Regions from separate parts of the Homo sapiens genome. Here region 1 is linked to region 2. The links are chromatin loops, found by intact Hi-C in ENCODE. Cell type or tissue: GM12878. All regions are shown on one strand. Each heading gives the region's core, and the rest is flanking DNA. Links, peaks and the distances in the headings are about the cores only.

What was found. A loop is a pair of places that touch in the nucleus more often than their neighbours do. Peaks named below come from ENCODE experiments on the same cell type or tissue, not always from the same donor. Only the 100,000 strongest peaks of a DNase experiment are listed, where the experiment ranks them.
Region 1: a loop joins it to region 2, with 4 times the contacts of the local background. A loop is called at or near these places in 2 of 110 quality-filtered maps.

What each region holds. Positions count from the first base shown.
Region 1 is chr9:72,199,396-72,207,730 of GRCh38, forward strand. It overlaps GDA (guanine deaminase), which reads left to right. Exons shown (of 14, transcript NM_004293.5): 3 at 3,176-3,347. Among named protein-coding and RNA genes, the nearest start is that of GDA, 54 kb to the left of the region's middle. RefSeq lists a silencer at 3,935-4,094. In GM12878, for the core only: a CTCF peak has its summit at 4,018 (motif pointing right); DNase peaks (open chromatin) are centred at 4,030, 6,366 and 7,984.
Region 2 is chr9:72,589,324-72,597,658 of GRCh38, forward strand. The region is part of intron 2 of TMC1 (transmembrane channel like 1); the gene reads left to right. Among named protein-coding and RNA genes, the nearest start is that of TMC1, 72 kb to the left of the region's middle. RefSeq lists an enhancer at 3,339-3,398. In GM12878, for the core only: a CTCF peak has its summit at 3,612 (motif pointing left); a DNase peak (open chromatin) is centred at 3,508.

The sequences.
Region 1 (8,335 bases), core at 34-8,033, 390 kb before region 2:
CAGATGCAATAAATCCTTGCGCTTCTGTTGCCTCTGAAGACTTTGTACTCTGAATCATCTTTCACTCTCTCATCTCAGCTACAATGAACATGCTCATTTCTCCTACATGAAAAACATAAAGTGACTTGAACTCTTCTTCATCCTAACTTTCACTACCAAATATTTTAAAAGGGCGCTCTCCATCTGCACAGGACTTTCTCAAACACTCTCTTTTTAGCACTTAGTGCAGTAACAAAAACATTCTAGAGACTCAGTGACTACTTTTTAAAGGAAGAGCTAAATCTTTCCAAAATTGGGGGTCTTAGGATTATTCCTGAGGCCATGCATTTTTGACCCTTGCAGTTTTTGGCACTAGTCACTGCCCTGCTCCTTCTTGAATGTCTCTTCTTTACTGTCCCTGACACCTCTCTGTCCTGGGTTCCCTCTACCCTCCTGACAATAACTCTGCCAAGATTGATCCTGATCTTTTCTTTCTCAGTCTTACTCCTGAAGTCGAAGGTGCTGCTTAAGATGTTGGTTTGTTCTTCCTTCCACAGAGAACTCTGGCATCGCCAACTTCTAGAGTTACCTATATAAGACCCTCAAATCTGAATCCTTTCTTTTTTTTTTTTTTTTTTTTTGAGATGGAGTCTCGCTCTGTCACCCAGGCTGGAGTGCAGTGGCATGATCTCTGCTCACCTCAAGCTCCGCCTCCCGTGTTCACGCCATTCTCCTGCCTCAGCCGCCCGAGTAGCTGGGACTACAGGCGCCTGCCACCACGCCTGGCTAATTTTTGTATTTTTAGTAGAGATGGGGTTTCACCGTGTTAGCCAGGATGGTCTCGATCTCCTGACCTCGTGATCTGCCCGCCTTGGCCTCCCAAAGTGCTGGGATTACAGGCGTGAGCCACCGTGCCCAGCCTCCTCTCCTTCTTTTCTTCTGCCTCTTCTCCCTTCTCCTTCTTCTTCCTTTTCTTGCTCTTCTTCTTCCCTCCTCCTCTTCCTCCTCCTCCTCTTTTTCTCCTTCTCCTCCTCCTTTCTCGTCCTTTTCCTCTTCTCCTCCTCTCCTTTTTCTTTCTCCTCATTTTTCTTCCTCCTCCTCTCTGTCTCCCTCATTCACCCGTAACCTCCTCAACTAGATTATAAAGTCTTTGACGACAATATGCCTTATTTTTCTCTGGACTCTCCACAGGGCTTGGCGGTTTCCTAAATATAGTAGACATTGGGAAATATTATTTGGTTAAACAATTTAACTGCATGAGGAAGTTACACTGCTATTCCGTTTTATGACGGGAGAGAAAGCAAAGACCCAAAGGACTGACATTGTAGAGAGATCAGTGACTGATACCTGAGAGAAATCCATATTCCACCCTCCCTTTCAGAGTGCTTCCCACATTATAGGCCCACTTAATGCTGCCTTCTTGACGTCCTTAAAAATTTGTCACAGTTCTTTATTTCCATAGTCAGTGAATTAACAATTCCATCACGTGGAACGTAGTGACCGAGAGTACTGAACCTACAGACAAACTGCCTGGGTTTGAATCTCAGCGCCAAAGCTGACTAGTTAACAGTTACTTTTTTTCAAGCTACATAAATTCCCTGAGCTTTAGCTTACCCTTATGTAAAGGAGGGTAACAGTACTCTCATACTTACTAAGTTTCTTGTGAACATTACATCATCATCATCATCATCCATAACATTTATTGATGCTTTCCATTATCTAGGCATTGTTCTTACACACACTAAATACATCCTCATGACAGCCCTATGATGCTACTACTATCTCCATTTTACATAAGGGGAAACTGAGTCACACAGAATTTTTTTTTTTTTTTAATATGTCAAATATCTAACTGCTGATTTATGGTCAAACCTGATTTCAGATCTTAGCAGGCCAAAACCAGAATGTATACACTTTAACTCAACTGCTGCCCACAGATGAGATGATGTATGTAGAACGCTGTGCCAGTGCCTAGTGAATGTACATATTCAGGAAACATTAGCTGCTGTCACCATCATTATTATAATAACTGACTACAAAAAAGCTAGTCTTTTCCATGCGATGTAGAGGCTTTCTTGTAGTCAGACAAGATCAAGATGACCACTGAGTCTGCCATTCCTTGCTCTTGTTTTAAAATAAAGCATTTAGAGTTACTCATGGCTTTATTTGGCTTACAGTTAGGTGGTATGTATACATTTGATTTGATAGCATGAGGAATTATTTGTAATGTTAGGTTTCAAGTTCAAGTTGCTTATGTGATTGAATACTTACCTAGGATAATGGTGGCAGTAGAGGGTCCCATCTTTTGGCAAATATCTGTTTGGATGAGGTTGGATACTTAATAGTGACTGTGGTGAACTGCATTAGCTCTTTAGAAAAGCATGAAGTGTCTGTTAGCACCATACTGCCTCAATTCTGTGGGTAGTGCCTCTGAACACTTTCCAGGACTTTCTAATTATAAGAATTAATAGAAATATGAATATTAATTGGTGGATCATGGTGGTAGCATTAGTGATCACAAGCATCCTGAGCATGGTTGTCACAGCATCATATGTAACTCCCTCTTCGCTTCACTACTTACACCACTGCCCGTTTGTGGTCCATCTCCTGAGATCGCCTGTCCCTAACCAGCTTGCTCTTGCTGCTTCTATTTCAGAACTCAGTTTCTGTAACACGTGGGAAAAGACTAGGTTTCTTGTAGTCAGACAAGATCAAGATGACTGCTGAGTCTAAAATTGCAGCCAGTCTGTTTCTCACCTTTAGTTGCCCTTAGTGACTGGTGTGCACATTGCTCAGCACGGCTCTAGAAGTTTTAAAGGCCTCCTCTTCCATTCTTGATCTCTGACCTACAACTATCAGTTGTGAGAACAAAGTCATGGGATTAAATCAGAGTTCCCGTCCTTTCTTGTGCCACCACTGCTTTGCTTCTGCTCAATGCTGTGTTTTTCCCTCCCTTCGTCATCACTGGTTAACCCCGACCAGCCATTCCAACCTAGAAGCTATATCTCTCCTAGCAGAGCTTCATTTTTATGTCCTGACCTCTAAATAATTGGAGAATTTACAGTTGTCTGATTGCATTACCTATAAACCTGTGTGGGTGAACAGTGAAATCATGCTTGGGAAAAAATGTGATTTAAAAATATGGGAAATGACTGAAGATATTATTAAATACTTTTATTCTCATCTTAATTTCCAGTGAGTTCTTCATGCCTGGGCTGGTTGATACACACATCCATGCCTCTCAGTATTCCTTTGCTGGAAGTAGCATAGACCTGCCACTCTTGGAGTGGCTGACCAAGTACACATTTCCTGCAGAACACAGATTCCAGAACATCGACTTTGCAGAAGAAGTATATACCAGAGTTGTCGTAAGTATCTTGTGTGTGAGTGTGGTATTCTGTTTGGTCATCTATAGAAATATCAGTTTCCTAGGACAGATTTAAATTATAAAGCATAAGCAGTTAAGCCTAAGATGGGCCATAGAGAATTTTTAAGTTTCTTTTTCACAGTCCAGTGAGTTTGTGACCACCTCACCTACACAGCTAGTCAGTGGCAAAGAGAGAATTTGAATCCAAGTTTCCAAAACCCCAATCTGGTGGGTTTACGTTACTCTTTTACTTTCTGTGTTTTACTTTACCAAATCTGGGTTTAATGAATATGTGTATTTCCCTACTCCTGCTAATCCATAATGCTGTTCTGAGGACCATATGGATTCATTATGTGACCTTTGCAAAGTTATGTGACTCACTTTTCCCATCTGTAAAAAATAGAGATCATGATAGTACCTATTTCACAGGATTCTCATGATAATTAAGCAAGTTAATATTTGTGAAGTTCTTAGAATAGTGCCTAGCACATGGTGGGAGCTCTATTTGTTTGCTTTAAAAATGCCCAAGGAAATTTAAAATTAAATATTTAAATTACTGTTAGAAGGAATATCATGTTATTCTGGGAGCTTTGCAAGGAAGGAAAATAGGATGGTCCCATATTGCATGGCACGTGGTAATGTGACTTGAGCACTGACACCACTAGAGGGAACTCTGGGGCTAGTACAGTCATTGAACAGTGGCAGTAGTGTGTACCAGCCATATGTTGAAGGCTCTGAAAGTGTCCTTCCTTCTCCTCTTTCAGGAAAATCAGTTCCTTTCTTACTCCAATCCTGTGCCCAGAACCAGAATCTACTCAGGAATTAGAAACAGTTTCTGCAGTAAAGGAGCTAAAGCGCAAATGCTGCCTTGTCTGATCATTATGTCCTGGTGTTCAGCGCACTTGGTCTGAACACTCATGGATTTTTGTGGGACCCATTGATTCCTCCTAAGGTGTTCACTACATGTGGTGGTGGCAGTATTATAAGCCTTCCACATCAACTGACCTAACCATCTTGCCAGTTTTTTTGGTCTTGCATCATTCCAGTCTTAGAGAGTAAAAGCAAGTGCTTTTTTTTTTTCTTCTTTTTTTTGGAGACAGAGTCTCACTTTGTCACCCAAGCTGGAGTGCAGTGGCATGATCTCGGCTCACTGCAACCTCTGCTGCCCAGATTCAAGTGATTCTCCTGCCTCAGCCTCCCAAGTAGCTGAGATTACAGGCACCTGCCACCACACCCAGCTAATTTTTCTATTTTTAGTAGAGACGGGGTTTCACCATATTGCTCAGGCTGGTCTTGAACTCCTGACCTCATGATCCACCCACCTCGGCCTCCCAAAGTGTCAGGATTACAGGCATGAGCCACCGCGCCCGGCCGAGCAAGTGCTAACATTTATACACTTGCCTCACGTAATTATAAATTCAGTGCAATTGTGGATCTTACATATTTAGCATGCACCACATGACACTAGAAAAGCTGAGAAGGACTAAAGCTATGTATAAAGTAGCTGGTGCATTGTGTTAATGAATGGTGTTAACCACACCAAATCTTTATTCTCAAAATTTATTTATGCCTCACATTGTTCTAAAAAAGATGTGAGATAGCTGAAAATTGCGTAGTATACAACAAAAGAAAATGAGTCATGATATCAAGGCAAAGAAAAAAAAGGGGGAAGGAAAAGTAAAATAAAACCAAGAAAACAATGTCTACTGTGGGGGTCCATGCATTTGTTAGTTTGTCATGAATTTGGCTTTAGATTTCTAGAACCTGACCCAAAGAGGGAAATCAGTTCTGAAATTTACACTGCTTTTATGATTAAAAAACACATTTGTTAAGGTAAAGCATATCTATGCTTCATACTGAAACTTAAGAAAATTAATCTCAATATTCCTTAGTGTGGATAGACACTATGCTGCCAAAATATATATTGTAAAGATTCTATACTATCAAGAAGTCCAGATAGATCATTCTTTTATGTTTAGAGAGGTAGAGTATCAAAGACTATATATTTTTCAGGCAGTACTCCATATAAATTATTTCTGACATCAGAGATTTGTTTAAGTATTTGATGTCAGGCCGAGTGTGATGGTGGTTTAAGTATTTGATGTCAGGCCTGTAATCCTAGCACTTTGGGAGACCAAGGTGGGTGGATCACCTGAAGTCAGGAGTTTGAGACCAGCCTGGCCAACATGGCAAAACCCTGTCTCTACTAAAAATACAAAAATTAGCTGGGTGTGGTGGCATGTGCCTGTAATCTCAGCTACTCAGGAGGCTGAGGCATGAGAATCGCCTGAACCCGGAGGAGGAGGTTGTAGTGAGCCAAGATCAGGCCACTACACTCTAGCCTGGGTGACAGAGTGAGACTCTGTCTCAAAAAAAAAAAAAAAAAAAAAATTGCGGAGCACATATCCTATGTTCTTTCTTATGTGTCTGATAATGAATGAGTGTGGGCCCACAAACTTTTAAGTTGGAGGCACTGAGGGTATGGCTGACATCTGTTTAAGGGTGTGGAGATGTGTTAACTAGCCACGTAGCCTACTCAGTGGGATGAGCTCAGTGGGAATAAACAGTAGTAGCTTTGGGTTTCCTTCCTCCCTTCCTTCTTCCCTTTCTCAGGGGTCTCCCTGTCCTGTCCCTTTACTGTAATTAGGGCACTTCCTGAACTTTCTAGTGTTTTCAGTTCATTCTAGTTGTGGAAAGAAAAACTTCACACAAATTAAATTTAACAGAGTAAATTGAGCAAAGAACGATTCCAGAATCAGGCAGCTCTCAGAACCAGGAAAGGTTCAGAGGACTCTGCCCAGCAAGGTGGGCAGGCAGCATTTAAGACAGAAAATGGAAGTGAGGTATAGCAACAGCTTGATTGTTACAGCTCTGGGTTTGCCTTATTCAAACTTGTTCTAATCACTTGGCACCTGTGACTGGCTAGAGCTCAGCTGCTGTGATTGGCTGAGACTCAGCTATTTGTTACAAAAGCATATTACTAATCAGGCTTTCAGTGAGTTGATAAACTAAGTTAGGTTGCAGTTCCTTATAAACTCAAAGTTGAGAAGCATGCTCAGGCCAAATTTAGCTTGCTTTAACACAGTCCAATTTGAAGTTTCAATTTCTCATTCACTAAAATCTTCTCCCATATAAGCCCTGTACCTCCTGGTTTGGGCCTGACACTGAGGAAGGGGCTTACTATCAGTGTTTGTGTAGTGCTTCTAAATAACCCCAGCTTTCCGTTTCAATTTCATCTTTAAGTCAAGATTGTAGAAAGGTGCTTAAAATTTTGAAAATTTAGAAAAATTTAGATTACATATCCGTTTTAATTTTGAGTTTTATTTTAGTTTGGTTAGTAAATGTAATGTGTCATTTTTCTTGGGGATAGCTGAGATTTATGACCTAATAAAAGGTTAATTTTTATGATTATTCTGCGATTTTTTAAAAGAAGACTGCATTTTCTCTGTTGATTTGACATTTTTTTCTATCTCTATGAGATGAAGTTGTTAAAAGTCTTGAACACTTCTATTCTTTTGCTGCATATTCTCCCATATGGTAAGACAAGAACATTTTCATTCTGTTCCCTTCTTCATCCCTACCTTTTTTGCTACGTCCTATGTTATATCATCTGAGATTTTAGTTCCATTTTTTTTTGCCGTGTATACTATATTTAAGATAATATTTAACTTTTAAGTTTAATTTAAAAAAATTATCTCAATTTAATTCCAGTTTTTTATTTTAACATCTGCACTTAATTTAACAATGAGGGCCGGGCACGGTGGCTCATGCCTGTAATCCCAGCACTTTGAGAGGCCTAGGCGGACGGATCACCTGAGGTCAGGAGTTCAAGACCAGCCTGGCCAACATGGTGAGACCCCGCCTCTACTAAAAATACAAAAATTAGCCAGGCATGGTGGCGGGTGCCTGTAATCCCAGCTACTCAGGAGGCTGAGGTGGGAGAATCTCTTGAACCCAGGAGGTGGAGGTTGCAGTGAGCCAAGGTGCACCATTGCACTCTAGTCTGGGTGACAGAGTGAGACTCCATCTCAATAATAATAATTATTATAATTATAATTTAACAATGAGCTTTGCTTTTTATTTTGCTACTTGGATCCCTGTCTTCATTCATTTTTGTTGGAATATATCCTCTGACAATTCTTTCCAATCAGGTGAGTGATAAACATTCTAAAACCTAGAATTATCAAAAATGGCTTTACTTTTTTTTTTTGACTCTTGAACAATGCCTTAGCTGTAGAGAGAATTCTATTTGAAATTATTTATCTATCAGCATCCAATGTGCTGACATCAATGTGATTCTCATTTCTTTCTAGTTAATTTTCTGGCCTTTGAGATTTTTTTCTTCATTCCTGATATTCTGAAATTGTAATTGTTGATCATCCCAATTCATTCTCAGTTTAATTCTTCAATTCATTCTCTTTAATACATAGTTCTTTCAATAAGAGAACTTCTGTCTTCCTTCTGTTTCTAGGAATTCTGTTATTTCTCTTTCTCTTTCTCTCTCTTTCTGAGTATATTCCTCTCTTCAATCTATTCTTCCTTTTGATAATTACTATTAGAAAAATATTGAAACTTCTGTTCTGTTTTCATGTCTCTAAACTTTTCTTTCACACTACATTCTTAGGAAATGGTATGGGCCAGTTTTGTAAATCATTAACTCACTCTTACTATTTATAATAACCTGTTCCTCTTTCAAGATATGACATCCTGTCCTATTCATCAAAGGATGCTATTTTTCATTCATTTTATGTCTCTTGTTGTTTTAGTAATTCTGCTTCCTCAGGTGTTCATTCAGTAAATATTTACTGAGCACATCCTAGAACCCATACACTTTTCTAGTTGCTGGAGATTAAATTTGATACCTTTGTCATGGTATTGGCTTTCCACCTGGATTTGTGATGGAGAGCTCATCCTTGTCTGTAATTGACAGGTTCTAAACATCCTCTGCTGGTGGCCAGATCTTTTTGTTTTACATGAAAATTATCTTAA
Region 2 (8,335 bases), core at 106-8,105:
TTTCACAAATGTGAACTATTAATACAATCTGGGTTTGTTCCGATTTAATTGTCTAAAATTATACATAATTCATCTTGCCAACAAATGAAATTATTGAAAAATTAAAAATATCACCACCAATTTTTTCTATTAAATGTATATTTTTGTAATGATAGCTTAAGTTTCATCTCAGTTTGAGATTTAGTACACTGTGGCATTCACTCTGGTTGGGGTTCATTTGGCTCTGAGCTTCAAGGTTCAATTTAGACTTCAAAGCATGTCGGACTTGACCTGAGGCACGTTTTTAACAATCAGGTGCAGTTTGTAAGGTTATGGGTTGAGGAATAGCATAAATGGGCCATCCTTTTTCTGATTTTGAGAAGAGAATGACTACTAATACCCAGGTGTGTTCTTGTCTTTCTTGAGTCAATTCTAACAGCATTGGCTGTGGGTTATAAAACCATAAAATTTTACAGCCAAAAACAACTTTAAAGGTCGTTTAGATGGAACTTCTTCATTTTGCAGATGAGGAAACTGAGAATCAGAGACAAAGTGACCTCAGGGCATTACAACTTACTATTACTATATTGAAAGAGGAAGGGAAGCTGGTGCAAGTTGAGGGACCCACTGATGAACTGCAGGGTATCCAATGTTGCCCCTGTGTTTGGGCTGAGGGAGAAGCAGCTTCTTAGCTTCTGCTATGCTGACTTATCTTGTGATCTCTGTCCCAGCCCTTGGCTGCCTCTCCTCCTTGTCCCCAGGCCTGCACCATTCCATCTGCCTCCTGATTATTCACTGACAGCTGCCTTTTCCCTCACCCTTTGTTCTCAGTTTTTAAAAATCCAATGGGGAGAAGCTTGGATTCAAATGATAGCATTTTCAGCTCATGAAAAATTCTATAACAAGTGTATTTGACCGTTTGATCTCTGGCTTCTCCCACACACTTGCCCTTTATACTCTGACAGCCATAAGCTTCATTTCCTTGAAGCAGATTGCAATTTCAATGGAAAGGAAATAATTGTGTAGCTTTCAAGCTGAGTTCAGTTCTAAAAAGGACTGAGCAAAGCTCAATCCTGGGCTATTGTAGAATCTTAGTCACTGAATCAGGCAGTGAAAGAGCTCTCTCCAAGCTTCATGGTTATGATCTTGAAAAACACCAGAGCTAGGTTCAAATTCCAGCCATACCATTTCCTAACTGTGTGATTTTGGCAAATCACACAAATACTTAAAATTCTTTCGACTCGGTTTCCTCTTCTGTAAAATGGGAACACTAATTAATGCTCACCTCAAAAGGTTGTTCATTCATTCAACACATATTCGTTGGGTGCCTCCTGTGTGTCAAACTGTTTCAGTCCAGTGAGGAAGATGGACATGAATCCAAGAGTCACCAAAAAAATGTAAAGTGGCACCTGTGATGAGTCACAAAGGGGAGGTATATGAGAAAGTGTGTGACAGTATCTAACAGGTGAGGGCATTATATAATTTATTGTTGCAAACAGGACATTTTTGAGCATGTAAGAGGGTGTGTTAATTGTCCTGGAACAACAGGCATAAATCAGGACTTTCTGGGCAAACTCAGGCCCTACCCCACTCTTACCTACCCTTAGTATAAGAGGGAAGGTTGGGAAAGGCTTTCCTGGGGAAGGGAAGAAGAAACTGAGATCCGCGGAATAAGTGAGGATTCCTAGGCAAAAAGAGGAAGACAGAGTGGTTTAGGCCAAGAGAGCAAACAGTGGTGCAAGACTCTAAGGCAGGACAAAGCATGGAGCCTGCAGAGAACAGACAGAAGGTCAGTGTGATGAAGATGGGAGGGGTGCGTGGCTTTAAACACAGGCCCCTTGCTTGTTGGTTTGCCCTGTAGGTGTTAAGAAATGAGGCTATATCAAGGTGAATTTTAAGTAGAGGTGGCACCTCTACTTAAGACCAGACTTGCAGCTTTAAACATCAGTCTGGCTGCAAGGCAGAATGGATTAGCATTGAGTAGTAGTTCTGGCCTTGGCTTTCCAGAGGAAACTTCTAAACAATATCAAAGCCTTGGTGTCACCCACAGAGATCCTGATTTAATTAGTTTAGGTTGGCTCCCAGTAGGTTATAAAGTGTGTCAGGATTGAGATTCACTGTAGAAGGAAGTGTGAATATGGAGAAGAATAATTACAAGGCTATTGCAGTAGCCCGGGTAAGAAGTGATGGAATAGGTTCATGGCAGTGGGTTTCTGAAGCAGTGGTTCTCAAACTGTAGTGGATTTGAGTATCACCTGGAAGTCTTATTTATTTATTAGAGATGGTCTCACACTGTTGCGTAGGCTAGAGTGCAGTGGTATAATCATAGCTCACTGCAACCTTGATCAGCCTTCATCTCCTAGGCTCAAGCAATCCTGCCACTTCAGCTTCCTGAGTAGCTGGGACTACAGGCATGGACCACCATGGCTATTTGTTTGTTTGTTTTTAATAGAGACAGGGTCTCACTCTGTTGCCCAGGCTGGTCTCAAATTCCTGGGCTAAAGCAAGCCTCTCTCCTTGGCCTCCCAAAGTGCTGGGATTATAGCCACTGCACCTTGGCACGGAAACCTTGTTAAAATGCAGATATCTGGGTATCATTGATTTAGTAGGTCGTGGATGGGGCCTGAGAATTTGCATTTCTGACAAATTACCTGGAGGCGCTAGTTGCTAGTTTAGAGATCACACTTAGCATCTAGTGGGTAGTGGTCAGGGATGCTGGTGAATATCATACAATACACAGAACAGCCCTTTTGCTGATCACTGATCGAGCAAAAAAACCATCTGATGTGGTAGATAACATCAACAGGATTTGATCAGCAGGGTAAAGGACAACTCCAGGACTCTTACAGTTTTCTGAATTTCACAACTAAATGACGAGTTTCACTATTCATTGACATTCAGGAGACAGCCCTACAGACCTGAGAAGATGGTGAAGTCAAAGCTACACATATATTTGAGGGTTACCTTTGAAACAGCTAAGAGGATACATCAAGCAGGAACATATATGTGGAACCTGGAAGGGAAGATCATTACAGATATAAACTTGGGGATCATTAAAGCCAGGAACTTATCAATGGCATCAGTCAGTTCTCTTTTCTTTTACTCTTATCATTGGTGTCAAAGCTCTGGCCTCTTTTTGTTGGTTCCACTCAGGTGCCGTGATCCTCCAGCCTCAGCACCTTGCTGTGAGCTCTCCTTGGGAGGCTGCCTCTCCCTCCTCCTTCAGAATTTACCCCCTACTTCTCCTTTGGGTCCCACCTCTCAGGCTTGGTCATGTGTGGCATTAGCAAGCAGGTGTGCGTGTTTCCTTCTGAAGCACAAATCAAAGCCATGGTTATGTATCTGTGGGATTATTTGCTAAATGGCCACCTCTCCTGCTAGATTCTAAGTTGCCTGCAGTGACTGGAGAACATCCCTAGGTATCAGATGCTCAATGTCTTACACTTATGGAACCGTCAAAGACAGCTGTTAAATGTCCAATGGGTCAGTTAGGGAGATGGTGGTTGTTAAAACTGTGATGAGTTCTCAGGAAGAGGGAGAAGCAGTTACCTTTGTGAAGCAGTTGTTGGTATTTACTTAGTAATGAGATTAAATTTCCTAGGACAGTGGGTGTGTGAACCAGCAATAGCGCCATCTGCTGGAAGTAAGTGATACAACAACTATTATCTTGACTAGGCTCAGGGCTGTTAAAACAGTATTGCTCTGGGAGAAAAGAATCATTTTTTTTAAGGTTAAAAATGTGAGTAAAATTCTTTAGAGTGAAGATAGAATTTCTTTTGAAATGGTTGGAAAAATTGGATAATTATTGAAAATAGTGTTCAGTTTTCAAAGAGGAGAGAAACCTTCAAGTCACTGTAATTAAGAGAAGTTTTATTGAAAGAACACATGGAATAAGGAAGTTAGATATCTCCACCCAAAACCAGCATTTCAGAAAACAGAAACAGGCAAAAATCTGGCGGAGTGTGGTGGCTCATGCCTGCAATCCCAGCCCTTTGGGAGGCCATGGTGGAAGGATCGCTTGAAGCCAGGAGTTTAAGAATAGCCTGGGCAACATAGTAAGATCCCCATTTTCTTTTTTCTTTTCTTTTCTTTTCTTTTTTTCTTTTCTTTTCTGAGACAGAGTGTTGCTCCTTTTGCCCAGGCTGGAGCGCAATGGCATGATCTCAGCTCACCACAACCTCCCGGGTTCAAGAAATTCTCCTGCCTTGGCCTCCTGAGTAGCTGGGATTACAGGCATGCACCACCACACCTGGCTAATTTCGTATTTTTAGTAGAGACGTGGTTTCTCCATGTTGGTCAGGCTGGTCTTGAACGCCCGATCTCAGGTGATCTGCCCACCTCGGCCTCCCAAAGTGCTGGGATTACAGGCATGAGCCCCCGTGCCCAGCCCCAAGACCCCCATTTCTATTTTAAAAAAAAAAAAGAAGAAGAAGAAGGAAAAGAAAAGAAAAATGGAAACAGGCGAAAACCTAGGCTTCTCAAAGACTGAAGGGTATTTTGGAACTGACTGGATATTGCTCATCTCTGGCTGGTTGTGTTGCAGCCTCGTTGGTGGCAAGTGCAGACCCTCAGTCAGTGACCTCCTTTGTTGCTCTTCCATCAAAGGGCCCCCTTCTCCTGCCCAGGCATGGTGTTACTAATATGGCGATGGTAGGGGCAGGGGCTGCATCTATGACGGGGAGAGGTATGAGAGTATACTCATCATTCTGCTGTTGTCTTTGTTAGTTTGTTTCTAATTTCTATTGTTGGGGAGAAAGATAAATTCTTCCCTAACCTCTTGGGATCTTCACCTGGGTCTAAGAATTAAATCACTGTAAGACAGGTTAACAGGAGAAAAATATATGAGTTTTATTGATTTTTACATGTACGCGGAGACCCTCATGAGACAGCAGAAGACCTGAAGAAATGGACAAAGCAGAAAGCTCTAATACCTTTTAGACAGAGAAACCATAAATTCATGAAGAGCTGACAAGACAAAGGGGTTTGGGCCAGTGGCAGTAAATTGTGGGAATTCACTAGGGAGGTGTAAAGATAGAGGAAGATAAGGGATAGTTTAGAAAGTTTATTTGTACAGCTCCATTGCAGCATCAACTCCCAGTCAATGGTGATAAGAGTTATTTTCTTATTCTGGTACAGGGAGGGCAACTTTCTTAAATAAATCTTTTTGGCTTACGACAGGTAGAAGAGGGCAGATCACATAGCCCTTTCCGGCATCTGCTGTTTCTCAGGTGACTTTAGCTCAAAATAATCAACATGCCACATCAGCAAATTTTGGGGTGACATGGCCTGTTTCGCTATGATAATGGGAAAGAAATCAGACTTTTTAACTTTGAATTAGAAAACACAAACTTTGACTATGTCCCACAATTTATGTGACTGATTTCATATTCTATCACATCTATTTTATATTCTCTCATATTCTCCTCATGAATTTTCCCCTAGAATGTTGGGGGAATTTTGAAATGACTTGGGGGGCATGCTACAATTCGAAAAGGAGAGAGACATACTCTCCAATTCTCTCCCTGCCTGCCTCACAATGTGCAGCTCTCCTCTGCTTCTTCTTCTTCTTTTTTTTTTTTTTGAGACAGCGTCTCACTCTGTCACCCAGGCTTGAGTGCAGTGGCGCAATCTTGGCTCACTGCAAGCTCCGCCTCCCAGGTTCAAGTGATTCTTCTGCCTCAGCCTTCCGAGTAGGTGGTACTAGAGGTGTGTGCCACCACGCCCAGCTAATTTTTGTATTTTTAGTAGAGACGGGGTTTCTTTATGTTGACCAGGCTAGTCTCGAACTCCTGACCTCAGGTGATCTGCCCACCTCAGCCTCCCAAAATGCTGGAATTACAGGTGTGAGCCAACATGCCTGGCCTCCTCTGCTTCTGATTCAACTGCTGCTACCGATAGACTTACTGAAGGATTTGAAGCCAAATGGTATTAATTTTGGTCAGTTACTTCCCTGTATCTGGTGTCCTCACTAGACAGAACTTCTGTGTATGGCTACTTCATAGACCCCGACCAGCCTACATATTGTTTGCTCTAAGGTCTAGTGCCCTCTCTTATTTCACTAAGATACAGCCACTGTTGGTGGGGGAGTCACATAACATGGAACATAATCACTGTATCAGTTCAGGTGCTCTTGATTCAAGTGGATTTAATTATGAGGGAATTTATTCCTTACATAATTACTAAGTCTAGCATTAGAGTGGCCTGCAGATGAGGGTTGATCCAGTGGCTCAGTGATGGCCAGAACGCTGTTTACTTTTTCCATTCTGCTATCTATGGGGTTGGCTTCATCCTGAGGTTGTTTTCCTTTCTGTCACAGGTTTTACATCAATGGGGTAAACTAGTTTACATTGTGGTAACAAGCAACTCTCAACTTTTTTTTTTTTTTTTTTTTTTAGACTGAATCTTGCTCTGTTGCCCAGGCTGGAGTGCAGTGGTACAGTCTTGGCTCACTGCAACTTCCGCCTCCTGGGCTCAAGTGATTCTCCTGCTTGAGCTTCCTGAGTAGCTGGGATTACAGGCATGCACCACCACGCTGGCTAATTTTCGTATTTTTAGTAGAGATGGGGTTTCTTTTTTTTTTTTTTTTCTTTTTGAGACAGAATCTTGCTCTGTCGCCCAGGCTGGAGTGCAGTGGCGTGATCTCGGCTCACTGCAACCTCTGCCTCCTGGGTTCAAGCGATTCTTCCGCCTCAGCCTCCCAAGTAGCTGGGACTACAGGCGCATGCCACCACGCCCGGCTAATTTTTGTATTTTTAGTAAAGACAGGGTTTCACCATATTGACCAGGCTGGTCTTGAACTCCTGACCTCGTGATTTGCCCGCCTCAGCCTCCCAAAGTGCTGGGATTACAGGCGTGAGCCACCGCGCCCAGCCAACTCTCAACTCTAGTAGCTTAAGACAACAAAGATTTATTTCTTGCTCTTACTGTCTGCCCATCTGTATCACCTTCTCTGCAGGACCCAGTTTAATGGAGCACACACAGAAAAAGGTGCTGGTCACTAGGGCCAAGGGAACAATGGCTCTGGAAGGTTTTTCTTGAACAATTCAGTGTTCCAGTCTTGGAGCAATACATCTTATTTCTACTGTTAAATCCATGGCCAGAACTAATCATGTTGTCCCACTCACCACAAAGCCATATGCAGCCCCACCATGTGCTCAGGAAAGAGGAATGGGAAGCATTTGATGAACAGAAATAATGACTTCAACAATTGGGACTATCAGTTCACAGTTTCAATTGTAAAAAAAAAAAAAAAAAAAAAAGACAGAAATAGAAAAAGAACAATTGAAAGTACTTGCTTTCTCATCCACGAAAAAAGTTGGTCAAAGCCTCTTAGTGTAAGTCTATAGCAGATGATGCCTGATAAGGAATTGTACATACCGTTCTTCGTGAAAACCAAGAGTACCATGTATGTAACATAGTTGCTTTGGGCTTCTTATAGCAGTTAAGAGTGTATCAGCAGGCCTCCATGGTATTTGAATGTTAAAAGCTTTCATTCCCCCTGGAAGAAAACACATAGCTAACTAAAGAAAGAAAAAAGAAGGGAAAAAGAACAAAGAAAAAGAACCACTAGAGTCTCTGAAAAGAGCTTATGAGATACCTGACTGTCTGCGCCTTCTAAGTATGTACCATGAAACCTTAGATTCCTACCTCATTTTGTGATGGTGTAGAAGGCACATTGGCCACCAGCAACCCTTGTAAATATTTGCGGATTTGAATTTCACAAATTGAAACCCAGACTGCTGAGGGCTTTGCTGCTAACGTCAAAGAGCTGGGGCAACTACCACAAAACCACATGTGGGAGACTTTTTAGATGAGGAGATAGGAAATTCCTAATAAGAAAAGTTTTTTTGTAAAATACTTTCTAATGCTGGCTCTTTAGAGAAGCACATTTTACATGTGCAATGGTGCAAAGTCCTAGCACTAAGATTTCTTCACTCACAGAAAGAAAGAATGATGCAGGTGCTGTTCACATGCGGCCGGAACCATGCCCTTGCCAAGCAGGTCAGCGGGGCACAGGGACTGCGCTCCTCATGATAGTGCAGATTGGCTCGGAAGTACTCAATTCTGTGGAGTCACAGCGCCCTCTGACAGATTTCAGTTTCTGGAAAAGGAAGGGCCCCCTTCAGGGTACCTGCTGTTCACCTTCCATTAGATTAAGGTTGAAGAGCGAGTGGCCATTTGTAGGTACTGGTATGAGATGTTCCTAGCTACCCGCATGTCAGCCCCGGGAAACGGCAACATTTCCCACCCTTCTTACCCTGGGTCCTGAGTAGGAATAAAAGTTAGTGATTCTTAGGGGCATATTGAGAGCTGGCAATGATACCTCTCACAAATCCATCCCCCAGAGATAAGGGGT